2 separate regions of the Mus musculus genome follow, and region 1 is linked to region 2. Evidence: chromatin loops called from intact Hi-C (ENCODE). Cell type or tissue: heart. All regions are shown on one strand.

The links. Peaks named below come from ENCODE experiments on the same cell type or tissue, not always from the same donor. Only the 100,000 strongest peaks of a DNase experiment are listed, where the experiment ranks them.
Region 1: it touches region 2 in a loop (2.3-fold over the local background); 2 of 42 quality-filtered maps call a loop at or near these places.

What each region holds. Positions count from the first base shown.
Region 1 is chr14:77,470,874-77,478,873 of GRCm38, forward strand. The region is part of intron 5 of Enox1 (ecto-NOX disulfide-thiol exchanger 1); the gene reads left to right. Among named protein-coding and RNA genes, the nearest start is that of Gm6994, 32 kb to the right of the region's middle. In heart, no CTCF peak of the experiment used is centred here; no DNase peak of the experiment used is centred here; H3K27ac peaks cover 725 bases.
Region 2 is chr14:77,924,191-77,932,190 of GRCm38, forward strand. It overlaps Epsti1 (epithelial stromal interaction 1 (breast)), which reads left to right. Exons shown (of 12, transcript NM_029495.2): 2 at 2,980-3,038; 3 at 4,557-4,640; 4 at 7,057-7,130; 5 at 7,958-8,000. Among named protein-coding and RNA genes, the nearest start is that of Epsti1, 24 kb to the left of the region's middle. In heart, CTCF peaks have their summits at 2,749 and 4,049 (motif pointing left); a DNase peak (open chromatin) is centred at 3,931.

The sequences.
Region 1 (8,000 bases), 450 kb before region 2:
TTGCTTGTCTGTGATTTCTTCTCTTCAATGGAAAGCAAGATAATAAAGGATTTTGCCTCTTAACTGCTTTTCTTTCTGGTTTTTGGAAGGACAGGCTCAAGTAATTTGCGTGAAGACAGTTTCTTTGTGTAGGCCAGTTTTGGAAGGCCAGACAAGTCTAAGGAAATTGTCTCTGAGACCATGACATGCCAGAAAAGGTCTAGTATTTTATTGTATGTATCTTACAAAGGATATTAATCCCTTTTTATTCGTGCATGTACATTCATGCCTGTGTACGTGGTCTTATATATACCATGGCACACAAGTGGGGGTCAGAGGACAGCCTTAAGTTTCTGGTCCTACCTTTCACCTTGTTTGAGCCAGGATCAATTGTTATTCACTGGCGTATGCAGCCTCCCTGGCCCACAGCTTTCTGGGGATTCTCTCAGCTCTGCTTCCCATGTCACCAGAGAAGCAGTAAGATTATTTCAGATATACACTGCCATGCCTGGTATTACATGACTTCATTTGTAGGGATTCAAACTCAGGCCCTCACGCATGATCCCTAAGCACTTTACCCATGGAGCCGTTTCTCTAGCTCCCGCATACCCCTTTTTTAAAAATAAAACATGCGTTTAACAGGGTTCCTTTAAAAATGTTTTATAAGTGGCTGTAACAAACTTTACCAGGGATATAATCAACATCATTTTTGTGATTTTTAAAATAATGACTACACTTCTTAATTCCTCTTCTTTCCCAGAAGTCAGGTTGCAAGTGGGCTGCTATTCAGACCCACAAACTTGATGCCTTCTTTAGAATAGAGCCTATTTCTCATCTGAATAACCAATGTCATCTGTGTCTAGCCTGGGCAGGAATTAAACATGGGTTTTAGGACAGATACATTTTTCCAAGCCAGGTACGTTTGTCCAACCTTTCACTGGGTGACACAGGATAGGTCTTGTGTCTCCATTCTCTTCGGTGTAAAATTGGGATAAAATTTCCTATGCACAAAGATAGTAATTGAAGAACAGGCCCAGATGTGTGCTTGGTGCCTCTCAGTGGTTGGCTCAAGGCAGGGCTTGAACATCAGATTCTCTCCCTGCAGAAGAAGGTCACCAGAATGGAGATTCCTCTAATCACTATTTACTCAATGTGTGGCCCCAGTATCACCGGGAAGTTTATTAGGGCTACAAAGTCTTGACCCTCTAATGTGTTGGATCAGCCTCTGTCCTATACACAGGGCCCAAGCCATTCTTAAGCACAGGAGGGTCTGAATACCATTTTCTACCTATAGAGCTTTAAGAAGTTTGTAAATCTTATGTCTTTTTTTTTTTTTTTTTTTTTAGTTTTTGTCTATGTTTTGCATTTTTATATCTTACAACCTTGTTGACCTGAGTAGGGACAAGTCCTCCCAGGCTCTGCTCATTGCTAGGGATTGTAAATAACTCTCTGAGTTCTACTTTGCAGAGCAGATAACGCCTGTCTAGATAACGCCAATCCTTACCCCAGCTCCCTCTTTCCCTCATTTTCCTACAGCCTGGAGACTCTCCCACCCTAATCCCTGTAGACAGCACACCTGAACTTCATTGCCGCTGAAATCCTCAACAGCCAATCCCAAGCCTGTCTCCTCCTCCACTTAGCTCTTCCATCCCAGGGAGAACACCTTCAGCTCACTCCCTCTGACTCCTGACCAGCCTGGCACCTCCCCATGTGCCTATACTTAGCCTGGAAGAAGCCCCCAACACTCATGTTGGGTACTGTAGCATGCTATCATTATCATGGCTGTCATTTGCTGAGCTGTGAGCTTCACCATATAGGAATAAGTCCCATAATCACAGACATGTTACAATAAAGCCACCCTTTCAAGCTTTTTTTTAATGGCTACTTCTTGGGTCATTTAGAGCAGTGAGGAAGGCCAGCAGAGCTGGGTATCCTCGCAGGGTGCAAGCAACCAGCTGAAACTCTAGGAGAACGATAAGCTTCCTCATCAGTCTACACTAGCTTTCAATGAAGATGATCAAGGATAGCCACGGACAAGGTTGTAAATCTGCCTAATGTGCCAAGGATGTGCTGAGTGCCAGTGGTCCTCTTAGCAAGCTTTGAAAGCTGCAGACCTACTCTTGTAAATGGCCCAGCCCTCAAAGACAAAGGAACCATTTGACTCAAAGCACACAAACTTATTTGCCGTAGTCGACAAATGTCAGGGAAACAAATATACCCATTTCTTTCCCCTGTAGTTTCTCAATATGATGTGTGTACTTCAGCTAGAAACACGTCCTTCCGGGGAACAGCTGTTATATGTGAGCAGCCTCTGCTTCTACCTTTGTACGTCCCTCCTCGCTCCTGTTCTTAGGAGAATCTGAGTGGGTGGAAGTGAGCTTGTCAAAGTAGAGGCTAATGCTAGCAGACGTTCAAAGAATATAAACTAAGCTTTATCTCTGAGATCCCATGATGGGGTCGGGGGAGCACCCCTCTCAGAAAGATTCCATGTTTGCTCCAAGCAATCAAGTTCTTTTATGATAATTTTATTAAGACAGTAGAATTTGGTTGGCAGTTTGTGTTAGGACTGCAACTAGAAGAGGAAAAATTCCGTGAATTGTCTTGTAACCATCAGAATAATTTTTATTTAATAAAATAACTTCATTTGTCATGATCATAATCAAGAGTCAGCTCCAATCCCTGGCCATATTGTGCACAACAGAACACTACTGCCAACCAGAGTCTACAAATAACTTGTTTGCCTGCGTGTCCAACAATGTCACCCGAAACCAGGGCCTTGTTCCTTGAAGTGTTTTGTTTGATGGTTCCTTGACCCTTTTCCAAGAGACCTAATTTGCCCAAGGGAGCCTGGCCCTGGAAAGGGGTGTTTGCATGTGCTTAGGAAAATGAGCCCGAAATAGTGACTTATTTGGAACCGTGAACAGAATGGAATGGGAAGGGCAGATGAGCCAGTTTGAGCAGGCACAGAACAACCTGGGCCTTGCAACTCTTATAAAAGGGACTCTAAGCAAGCACTGTGTGGAGCCTGGATCCAGCAAGACCCCATCTCCAATCAGCAGACCTTGTCTCTGCTCGAAATCCCTTCTCTAGCTGTGCCTTAAAATAAGCCATAGCATCTTAAGTGACACTTAAACTCGGAAGATGGTGCGGGTCTCCCGGTTCAGCCCTGCAGACACTGTTGTGGAGACTGCTCTCCAAGGTACGTCACCCATTTGAAACTCAGTCCTGTCCTGTGGATGACTGCTCGTACATAGGTGGAGACAGGATCCAAATTAAAATGCTTTTCTCTGCTGCCAGGAGAGTTGACAACTGTGTTGATGTATGGGTTATCCGAAGAGAGGGCTTGACTCTGCTGCTCTCTCACTGTACTGAGAACAAACAGGGGGTGGGAGGGGAAGGGCAGCAGTGTGTGGTGGTGGTGGGGGCTCGCCTCACATCGAAAGGAAGGCAGAATGAACCAGGGGACTAGTACAAAAACAGTAAACTCCTGCCACTGTGTGGCCTTCTGGGGCTGTGCCTTTCCTGTCTCTTCTGCTCTTTCTTCCAGTCTTCTCCCCCTTCTACCTGATGAAATTGAGTTCGTTGTTTATTTTCACAGCCTGAAGCCTCTTAACTCCGAGCTGGGAAAGATGGCGAGAGAGGCTCTCAAAATAAATCTTAAAATCCTGAAGTTAGATTTATTTATATTAATTTCTTTCTTTCTCTTGTGTTTAAGAAGAATAAAAGAAGAAACAGAGATGCATTGACAACGTTTAACGTTTAAACTGGCGGGGTTAAGTTCAGCTTGAGGCCTACTTAGTTACAATAGTAATGAGAATCGTACCTTTTAGAAAATTTAAATCCATCTTCGCACAATTAGCAAATTATTAAATGACCTTTCCTTCAATGTCTTCAAGCAATGGCCTGTTCCCACTAATAGGAGACCATGTTTTACAAGGCTCACGTTGATTAATTGACAAATGCTGATAAAATCAAAGCAGTGTTAAAACTCAGCGCACCAACAGCAACATAAATTACATTTGTTCAATAATGTTCCAAGTGGCTATGCATTTATGCTTTACCTTTCAATAAATATCACTGTCTTAATTGAAATATCCATTGTGAAAATTTACCTCAGAGGAGGACTGTCAGGATGCATAGCCTGGGCCAAACATTTCTCTATCTGTACATGGTTTTTAGTTTAATTAAAGCCATTGATTGCTGTGACTGTCTTTAAGAATGATACTTTATATTTTGTATGAAGATGACCTAAACACAGTTTCATATTGCACTTTGAAAATCACATACCCTCAAGTGATTTTCATTTGCCTTCCTTTTATTTTTCTTAGTATTACCATCAGCTACCCAAATAGATAAATAAATAAATAAATAAATATTCTAAACAAATTGCCTTATGTTACTCATAAAGAGCATTGCGTTATTGACTCACTGTCAGGACGCTTCTGGGCGCCACTACATGGCTTACAGCTGACTGGTGCTGGTGTATTCTCGAGACATGGGGCTGCTTGCCAAAGCCAGACTCCTGCATTCAACAGGAATGGATTGCTTTCTGCAAGGGTCTCAGTCCATTCCTCCTACAGCTTCTCCTAATGTCGGTTGTATGAGGGAAGTAAATACCCACATGATCCAGACTGCATCCATCTTCGATAGAGCAGGAAGACCCCAGGGCCACTGTCAACCCTGCCTTTGTCTAGATCTCCAGAGAAAGCAAAGGCCTCTCCCCCCACCCCTCGACCATTCTCTCTCCAGATGGAACGCCTCATCCTCCCTGGTCTCTGACAGGAGAGGGTCAGGATACAGGATGCGTGAGGTCGGCAGCCAGACTTCATGCCCACACATAAGTGTAGTGATTAAGGTGCTGAACGAAGACTGCAGTTTCCTTCTCCTTCTGCTAGAAGATCCAGATAATGGTTGCAGCCTTTGAGGTTCCTAGAGCTGATTGCCTCTGTGGACCTCCTCCCTCCCCTTCCCGCAGCACGTGTGACTTCTTAAAAAGACCGAGGAAAGATGTGGTTGCATCATGCCCTTCTTGGTACAAAAGTAGCTAGCCCTCCTGACTCACAGGCACCCTGCCTGGGCCCATGTTCCCTTCAATTTCTGTTTTGACAGCATAGAGGATCTCTGTCCTTTGATCCTTCACCCCAGGTTTCCTAAATGTCCCAAGTTGCTGCAGCTGAACAGAGTGGGCAGAAAGAATTCATCTGGCCAGAGAGTTTTGCCTGTGGTTAAGCAACACAAACCTAAACATTTCCAAAGAAGTAAAACGCTTTGTGGGCATGTGTGTGTGTGTTGTGTGTGTCTGTTCATAAGTGACACATGTGTGCACATGTGTGTTGAGACTGGAGGTTGATGTCATGCGTCTACTTCCGTTCTCTACTCACTACTTCTCTTTTGAGGCAGGTTCTCTCCCTGAACCCAGAGCTCACCATTCAGCTGCACTGGCTGGCCGGAGAGCCCCAAATTTCTTCCTGTCCTTCTCTCTCCACTGATGACAGAGATGACAGATCTCATGGCTTAATCCCATCCGTCCTTTAAGACTGGGTTCACGTGTCCCTTCTGCGGAGTTCCTACCCTTCCTTTGTCATATCTCACTCTGTTTCCTGTGTGTGGAGAGAGGCTTATTCGCAGCACCAGGAGATAGCATGTATCTCCAGGATGTTACAGCCAGTTTTATACACCTGCCCAATGCGTGCACAGGGGAAGTGGTCGGCGCCTGGTTCATCTCACTCCATCTGCACAGCGCCTAGTGGAGGCTGGAGCTGGGAGTTCTATACATACTGCTGGGCTGAGCTGAATTGTGTCAGCATCGGTTCTTTTAATTATAAAGGCCCTGCGCTTCCAGAAGGCACGTCAGTAAAAGTGTCTTCTGAAAATTCCTGAAGACTTAAAGTTTTACGTGCTTATTTTTAATATGAAAATATAATATAAAACTAGGGATATATTTCCATATGTATAATACATTTGAGCAGGGAAGAATTGTTTTATCACAGTTTTACTTTGCTTTATGTGAAAGAGGTAAATGTGTGAATTTGATATCTAGAACCAAACATGTATTAAAATGTACTAAAAGCCACCTTGTTTTCTTCTGTAAGTGAAAAAGTTATCAGAAAATTTGCCTTTTGTAGAGAAGAATTTTCTCAAAATGATAAAGGCATGTCTATATTCCAGCCAAAATTTTCTTGACATGAGTATCATGGATTTGTGAAGTACGTTTACAAGGCTGGATATATTCCTAAGAAGATGTTAACTTTATACAACAGGTATTATCAGCTCTCTAAAAATAATAACTCTTCTTATTGTCATGAAATTTCAATGTATTATATATTATTTCTGGTATAGTTAATAATAAAATCACTCATATAAACATTTATTGATTTTACCACAAATCTTACTTGAAGGAACCCACATGTTACACCTTTGACTTGCAAGAGCTTAGCACTAGTGAGAATGTTATGGACATTCAAGAACTACAAAAAAAAAAAAGTATCAGACACAAATCTCAGAGACATACTGTCCAAAAAACCCAAAAATATTCTATATGGACAGGAAACTTTATATGGCCTTTATTTAAATATATCTGCTTTCCCCCTTACCTAGAGTGACTAAGAGAGGCTTACAGAGAGACACAGGTTGTGTAGGGGTTGGGATTTTGTTTACAAGGCGCATGTCAGTCCTTGAGTGTACCACTTTATCCAGACAGAATGCCAGGTCGCCATTGCTTCTTCTCCCTGGCGTTAATGAGTGCATGAAGTTCCTTTAGCAATACACTCAGCGAAAGACAGTATTCCTGACTACGGAATTGTGTCTATAATGCGCCCTCAACGTACATCATGTGGCAACCCTAGTACTTTTAGACTAGGTTCTTCCATGCATAAACTGTAGTGTTGACCTTTTGCAGTAGACAGGCCTAGAAATATGTGAGTGTCTTCAAAATTCAAATGCAGCTTTTGAAATGTGTTTTAATTTTCACGGACAGCTGAGACCCAGCTTGTGCTAATACCCAGCTAATCTGAGGTCTGGGAAGAGCCTGAGACTTAATCAGACTCTGGCTTCTCGGCTTGCCTTCGCCCCAAGGGCAGAGGTTCTGAGGTCCCATTTGGTTCAGTTCATTCCTTACATTGGCATTTTGATTTCCCCAAAGATCTTTCTCTCACGCCTAAGGATTTGTATCATAAGCATCTCATTTGGACCAATAAACATACCTCACTCAATTTTAATTAAGAAGTAATGCTGTTGTTTATTTATTAGAAATTTATTTTAAACATAAATATTCCTCCTCATTTTCTATCTTTTAAAATGCCCTTACTTGTCCATCGCTTCTCATCCAAAAAAAATAAATAATAATAATAATAATAATAATAATAATAATAATATATCTAAGGGGAACACACCACCTCATTATCAGATGTCACTCTACTCTGATGACTGGTCCCTGGGATGGCAACACACACAGCCTCATCCCATGTTGCTGACCATGAGCATCGGATCCATAGTCCTGCCCTGGGGCAGGCAGGTGATGGGGCAGGCCTCGGGGTGCGAAAGCTTCATCAAGCCAGTTCCACTGCATTAAAAATTAAAACCCGCTCAGAAGCAGGCTGCTCACCCTAGCCTGGAGCGTGGAGCAGTCACCCCCAAGTGGTAATCACGCTGGAGGTCACCCTGCTTCATTCTCAACATCTTCCTCTGTGTGTGTCTTATGACTGGCATCGTGTTTGATTGAACAATGGGTGCAACTGTGATAATTCTTTTTTTAAAAAAATCCTGAATAGAATACTGAATTGAGGAAACATTAAACCATTGTAAAAAAAAAAAAGACACACATAAATTGAAGTTGAGTACAACATAATTTCTAGTATGTTCACTGAGCCTCTAGTCAACAGACAATTCCTTGGTGATTATAACTACCAGAAACAATTTGCAAATGATAGGAACACAAGCTTGCATTATAGACTTTAGTGATTTTTTTTTTTTGGATGGGATATGGAGTCATTTCTATTTCGTAAGCCTGTAATTTATACACC
Region 2 (8,000 bases):
CCCAAGTGCTGGAATTAAAGGCGTGCGCCACCACTGCCCAGCTTTATATTTTATTTTTGAGATAGCATTTCTCTATGTAGCCCGGCTGGTCTGGAACTCATTATATAGACCAGGCTGGTCTCAGATTCACAGAGATCAGCTGCCTCTACCTCTCAAGTGCTGGGGTTAATGGTGTACACCACTACACATGACCTTGGCCATCTTCTCATCAAAAATATCCCAAGACAGTTTCTTGGTGCTTACGTGTTGGTATAACAAGATACCTAAGAAGGGTAATGCATTTTAAAAAGAGAGATTCATTTGGTTCACAAACTTGATGGCCAGAAAGTCTCAAGAGGATGGTATTAGCACATATACACCTTTGGCTGTGCAAGGTGGTGAGGCAGAAGGGGGTAGCAGGTATGTGCAGAAGGTCAAGCAGGTGACTAGCCCAGAGTTCCAGCAATACTTAATACTCTTTCCTAATCCAGTCCCGTAATGCTCAACCCACTTCTGTGAGAATGGCATTAATCCATTAGTCCATTGTAAGAGCAGTGGCCCCATGGTCAATGACTTCTCTCAAAGGCCTTACTCGCTCTAAACACCAATGCAATGGGGATTAAGCTTCAACATGGGTCAACATGGATGGGGACAAGCCATATCGGAAGCACAGAAGGTGTAACTATTCTACAGGAGTGGTTCTTTTAAGTGTGGAACCTCGGGCAGCGCTATGCTCATCACTTTCCCGGTTGCTGTCGAGATAAAACTAAAAGAGGAAGGGTTGGTGGGAGGCAGACGGCCACACTGAGTCTGCAGTTGGGGAGCAGAGAGAGGATCGCTGGCTCTCTGCATACTTTCTTCCTCCCCCTTTTTATTCCATCCACATTCAGGGTGGGTCACCCCTCTTTAGTCAACCCTCCGGGAAAAGCCCCGGCAGAACGGTCCAGAGGCGTTTCTCCTAGGAGATTTTAAATCCAGCAAAGATGACGATGAACATTAACCTCTGCAAACAGCAACCCGGAACTGATCTTTTTAAAAAATGCCTGTTATTGAGCCTCACCCAAGAGTCACTGAATCAGAAACTCTGCCCTTTAACAAGCCTGCCAACGAGCCCTCCAGGTGATTCCCATGCACGGTAAAGGTTAAAAGTTGCTGATGTGCAGCGTTGGCAAATCCCCGGCCTAGACTCCGCATCACAGCCTCAGCACTGAGAATGGCGCAGCAATTTCACAGTTGGCCTTTAAATCCAGTGCCTCGCGTTTCAGCTTTAGGGCTCCGTAGAATGGCTCACCATTGCATCCTGTTGAAGTACCCAGATACTACTCACAGGATTGCAGCACCCCCAGCGCCTATAAAGTAGTGGCAGTGGAGGAGTGAAACAGTCTTTCTCAGGGTGATCAAAGACCATGCAACAGATAAGGGATTAATTTCCAGTGGCGGCCTCCTAATTCCGTATTCATAACGTTGTATGCGAGCTAGGCTACCCATGCACCATCTGCTGATACATATTAGGTAATTGGGTACCCAGCAGCCCCATTTGCATGCAAAGGTGGTCGCACACCTCACATTACAAGTCTAAAATTAAAGTCCAGGATGAAGCTCACTGGCTGAAGGCTCACAGCACGGAAAATAATGAGATAAGGAAAAATGGCTTCGGTTAATCAGCACTTTTGGCCTCGACTGTTCTGTCTTTGCTAATTTGCCCTTAGAAATGGTGACTTCCCAGGTGGAGGAGAGACTTCTAAGAGTATCTAGGGTTTTTCTTTTAACCATATATTTACAAGCTGGTTACATTTATCCACAGCATTTTCTCCCAAACTGTACCCGTATGTATGCTGCAGTCTACTGCTGTACTATATTTTTGCTTTACGAAGTATCCGTGCTCTGGTGGAACCACGTGCATTGGCTCAAAAAAAGAGCCATTCCAGCACAGGCTCACAGCTGGGATCTATGACAGTGTACTTTATCAGGCAGCCACTGTGAGCCAGGTACCACGCCATAGATCTGGAATACATACCAAAGAAGTCCACCTCTGCCCTTAAAGGTTCACTGTGTTTTAGGTAGCTCAGTATTCCTGGTATCTAAGTGTGGAATATTTTTGCTTACCAAAAAGGGTCTGGGGAGATGGCTCAGTGGGCAAGGTGCTTGCTGTGCACACATGAAAACCTGACTTTGGAGTCCCAGCAGCCAGGGAAAAAGTCCAGTATGGACTGGTATGTCTCTAACCCCAGAGATGCAAGAGAGGGATGTGGAAGGAGCAAAGATGGGGGCCCTCTGGTCAGCCAGTCTAGTCAAAATAGGACTCCAGCTTCAGAGAGACATCCCATCTCAATAATAATGATAATAATAATAATGTGTCCAGAAACAGAAGGTGCACAGTGTCGACCTCAGCTCCTTACACACTCACACACAGACAAGTGCACACAAGTATACACACATATGTTTGGACTGCACCTGCTAAAGAAAGAACAAAGATAAAACTGACAGAAAGAAATTCTTCCTTGATTCCCATGTTCACTTCCCTGGGCTCCTGATTTAAATAATGTTCAGCCTGTGTCCCCAGGATATAGGGGAGGGAATCAAGGCTTATAAGACTAGTAGGCTAGTCATATGGGTCACAAAGAAGACGTGGCTGCATGGCGAATAACTTGGACTCTTGTTTGTATGAACAGAAAACACACCAGATGCCCCAGGGTTTCTTTTTCTCCTAAGGTGGGCCTACAAGAGAAAATGAGCCTTACTGGGATTGACTCACAAGCACCACCTAGAGGAGAGACGCCCTACAAGGGCAGTCTCCCCCAAACCAGTGGTGATGGAGACCAGCAGGAACTAGTCCTCTGGCCCATTGCTTTGTGTCTTTCAACTAGATTGGAAGGTAGCAGAGAACAGAGCAAGGTCTTAAAGGCTGTCTTCTAATGGTATCAGAAGGAAGATGGTCTGGTGGTTTAGATTCCTTAGGAAGCTGTCATGATGATAACCACTGTTTTCCCTTCTTTCCAGCGCAGGCACATACACCCTGATAGCACCAAACGAGAGCAGAAGGCAGAAGATACAGAGAAGTATGGCACGCACTTTCACCCGACACTCAGAATGCTTCTCCTCTTTATAATTTTTTAAAGTATTTTTATTTTCTTATTTATAGAGACTCACAGAATCTTACCAAGGTCTTAAAAAAAACTTAGAGTTTTAATTGCACTTGTAAAAATTATTCTATTGTTAGCACTTCTAAATTCGTTTCTCTACATTAGTAACAGAGCTCATGGTAATGAGTGACTATGAGCTTTGGATTTTTCTTGGGTTTAAACAACTTCACACCTATTGTTATTGTTTGGATCTTGTCCCTGATATACTAAATAAGTTGGTGGTGATATTTTAATGGTGCTGTGAATACCTTTGAAACGACATGCTATATGTCAAAAAGATTATGAGGGAATTTGTACCTTTTTTTAAAATATATGTTCCATCCCTCCTTAATAGACTTTTTCTGCCTCTGTATTCTTATCCTTCTGTATCTGTCAATCTGCCCTCTACAATCTTACCTTATACAGTGTGTATAATCACTCCCCCCCCCCCCAATCTTTGGCTGTACTCCTTGTACTTAGAGCATGAGTAGCAGGTTTAACTGAGGCACAGAACTAACAAATGCTGCCCTCTGACACTGTCGCACTATTTGTAGTTGCAAGGGGAGATAATGTTCACATGGTTCACCAGGACACTGTGTGACTGCCCACGTCAGCCATGTTTCCAGCTCCAGGATTCTGTGCTCTCCCTTCTTAGGGTATTGGTAAGGAATTCAGTAACCAATAAGGCCATAACGGCCCAGCCAGGAAAGTAGTTATCCGAAGAGACCACATGGACAAGAATCAATCAGGGTGGTCCGGTGAGTCAGTATAGCATATGACAGTGGTCTTCAGTGATTGTGGGGACTGCAGACATTTAGCCAACAGAACCCCAAGGTTCCAACATCTTACAGGCTTCGAGTTCAAGTTTCTAAGGGGAACTAAACCGGGAGATTAGGTTATATAGCAACAGAACTAAGTCTCCCAGGCGCCCCCTGCTGTCTGAATATTTGGACAATAAAGAATACCAAGACCCAAAGCAGGGTGCCAACGCACAGGGCAGAGCCTCCCTCCTCAGAGATAACAGCCAGCTTGAGAAATGTTAAAAATAAAGCAAATATAGGCATCACAATTCTTTGGGGATGTATATTTACCCGGATCTTATTGACATATGAATATTCTAGTTTTTGTACACATTTGTTATAGAAAACCTTTCGAAATAATTCATGAGGTTTTAAGAATGTCAGTGTTGGAGGGAAAACTATATTTCTTTGTGTTAGTAGGAGTTTAGCTGTTGTTCAAATTTGTACCTTCTGTGAGGACACTTAGGAGCTGCCAGGGGTGGGCCCTGCATGACTTGGGGGTCCGGGAGGGCTGGGAGGTATCAGCTTTTCATGGTCATTTTTTTCTGTCTCATTCCGGAAAACTCACTATCTGCTGTCTGCTGTGTGTTTTGATGCTGCAATGACCAGGTTTCTTTTCAAACAATCAACAACTTGCTATTTCTCTCCTGGTTAGTTGCTGAGCAAGAACTGGCAGACCTGGAGAGATGGAAGCAACAGAACAGGGCAAAACCAGTCTACTTGGTGCCACAACGGCTGGGTGAGTGGCAGATGGAAAGCCAGAGCGGGTAGGCAGGGTCACTGGCAGATCCTACTGAGACAGGCTGGGTCTGCTTTCCTTCACATGCGAAGGCTTGCTCTATGGTATTTCTGCCGGAGACGGAATTCATCTGATAGGAAACATTCAAATGTGCAGGTAGATTGCTGTCTCTGGTTTTATGTAAGGAGCAAATGCATCTGCCACAGTTGTGTGGGAATAAAGTGATGGCTTAATTGGCAAATAATTTAGAGCCTCTTAGATGATCAGCTCTGAAGAGAGCTTACCTGGGGCGCTGCATATGCCCAGTCACAGCACTTCCAGGATGCAAGGGAAAGCCACCACAGCATATCCATCCTGGCAGTTAGATGCTAATGTGACAAAACTGAACGGAGAGTCCATTGGGAACATAGAATGGGAGTAAGCTGGGGACCCAGCAGTGGGTATAAAGATGGATGTCTCCTGGGTTTTCATGCTAGGGCTGGGGGACATTTGAGTTGGCAGAGCAGGTGCTGCCAGGGTGATGGAATGTCTGGGTCTCCTGTGTGGGGTTTCAGGCCTTTAGAGGGGATACCCATACCCCCATCCCTCAGTGGGAGTCATTTACGTCCTATCTTGACTTCAGAGTCAGCTGCAGCTTAACACATAGAGGCTTGGCACAGTTCCAGTTACCACAAAGATGCCTTGGGTTAGAAGCCACATACCACCACAATAGTCTTAGAGATAAAGGTGGAGGGGGTGGGCAAGGGAAGAAACTAATTTGGAAATCTCTTAATGAATGAAAGATATAGAACTATATATGTAACTCCACACATTTCACCTTTAGCCAAATAAACTTGAGGAATTTGAGACTTGAGGAATATAGTCTAAACGTCCTCCTCCTCCTCCTCCTCCTCCTCCTCCTCTTCCTCCTCCTCCTCCTCCTCTTCTCCTCCTCCTCTTCTCCTCCTCCTCTTCTCTTCCTCCTCCTTCTTCTTTTTAAAAAATCTTTTATCATTTTTTTAAAGATTTATTTATTTTATGTATGTGAGTGCACTGTCCCTGTCTTCAGACACACCAGAAGAGGGCATTGGATCCCATTACAGATAGTTGTGAGCCACAATGTGGTTGCTGGGAATTGAATTCAGGATCTCTGAAAGAACAGTCAGTACTCTTAACCGCTGAGCCATCTCTAGCCCCCAAACCTCTTCTCTTTAATAGGTCCTCTCAAGTGTTTCACCTTCCACATGGTTTTGAGGTAAAGTAAGAGATTTTTTTTTTAAAGATTTATTTATTTATTATATGTAAGTACACTTCAGACACTCCAGAAGAGGGCATCAGATCTTGTTACAGATGGTTGTGAGCCACCATGTGGTTGCTGGGATTTGAACTCCGGACCTCTGGAAGAGCAGTCGGGTGCTCTTACCCACTGAGCCATCTCACCAGCCCAAAGTAAGAGATTTTTTTCCTCTTTGTGTTTTGAGACAGTTTCATCCCAGTGACTAGCGATCAGTCCTAGGTACTGGCCAGAATTGGTCACCTCCAGGATGACTTTAGATGTATATTCTTTCATGAGATCCTTGTTAGAACTGCAGTCAACAGCAGCAGTGTATCCCTTCTCTTCTGACTCAGGAAGACAAACCATCCATGAGACAGCCACTTTCTTTTCAGAGTGAAGGTCTCACTAGCCAGGCTAGCCTTTAACCCAATTCTGTGCCACCCCCAACCCTTCTGAGGACCCATCGGCCACAGACTTGTGGGAAACTTAGAGTTTTCTCTGAGCATGTAGTCACTGATAAATTGACTGTTCTCCAGGGGAAGACCACACAAACAAGAATGTTTGGGCAGCACAATTGGTCTTGAAGAATTTAAAAAATAAGCAGGATGCACAGTTGGGCAGGTAGGGAAGAGGGGATGGATCTGAGAGGAGTTGGGGGAAGGGAGATGAATATGATCAACACACTGTACAAAACGCTCAAAGAACTACTAAAAATATTGGGGGAAATGAGTGGGTAATAAAGATTACGTACATCTGCTGTGCCGAAAATCTGAAAGGTTCTTTCTTATGCAGGAGGAATGTTCCAGAATTCTTAGCCAAGACAGAATCGCTTAATGTCTAGTGTGGTCCTTCAGGCATGGTTTCAAGCTAGGTGAAGACTTTAATGTTTATGATGGAAAGCCCTAGTGTCTTTAAAGAACAAAGTTTCATCTTCCCACCCATCAGTTAGCTTTTAAAGTGACCACCACTCTTAGACAACTTTTGAAGATGACCGGCTATATTCCAATGTCCAGGTGTATAAAAAACTCAAGTCACACTGCTGGGTTCCCATGCAGTTAACTAGTTAACTAGTACTCAACAGCTGGCCTTGCAGCTTAATATTTCTGTTTTACCTTTGTGGCTTATTTACTTATTTATTTATTTATTATTTATTTTCACCAGGTGGAAGCCAGTCTGAGGCTGAAGTCAGACAGAAACAACAGCTGCAACAGATGCGTTCTAAATACCAGCAAAAGGTCAGAATCTATTTCTCCTAGTTTCATTTCGTCAACAAGTTTCGGCACCAACATTTCTGTGTGACCATGAAATAACACTGTGACTCAAAATATAAAGCCTGTAAATCAATTGCAAAATGTAATTCTCAAAATAAGAAAATTGCTAGACAGTGAGAAGTAGAGAGGAGAATATCTAGAATTCTTACCCTAGCCATGTGTGCTATGCATGACCTTTGATTAAAGGCAGTCAGACCTTCACATTAGTTACTATTAACTATAGTTTACTATTAGTTACTATTAGTTACATATTAACTATAGTTTAAGGTTACTATGTTTTCATTCCCAAAATAGTGATTGCAAGTAGTACAAAAATGATTTAAGATAACCAGTGTTTTTACAATAAGTCCTATGAGTTTTATAATAAAGAATAATTGTTTACCTCTTTTGTCCTGTGTGCATGGATAAACACACACACACACACACACACACACATACACACGTGCACACACACACACACACACACACACAGAGAGAGACAGAGAAAGAGAGAAAGTAAGCAAGATAGATAAAAGATAGATAGATAGATAGATAGATAGATAGATAGATAGATAGATACCCATGAAGGAACACTAAGATTTCTCAGACAGGAGGTGCAGCCTGGCCATTTTCTGAGATCTAAGTGGCTTAAAGTAACAACCTATAATCATGGTGAGGGATAACACAAACAATACTGTAATTTGCCTTTCATCATAATTTTGTGTTCCAGAAGTTCAGACTGAAAAATGGTAACTGTGTGTGTGTGGTTTTTTTTTTTTTTTCCTGTCCTCTGTAATCTCACTACAATTCAGCTCAAGAGGGATGAATCTATTCGAATCAGGAAGGAAGCTGAGG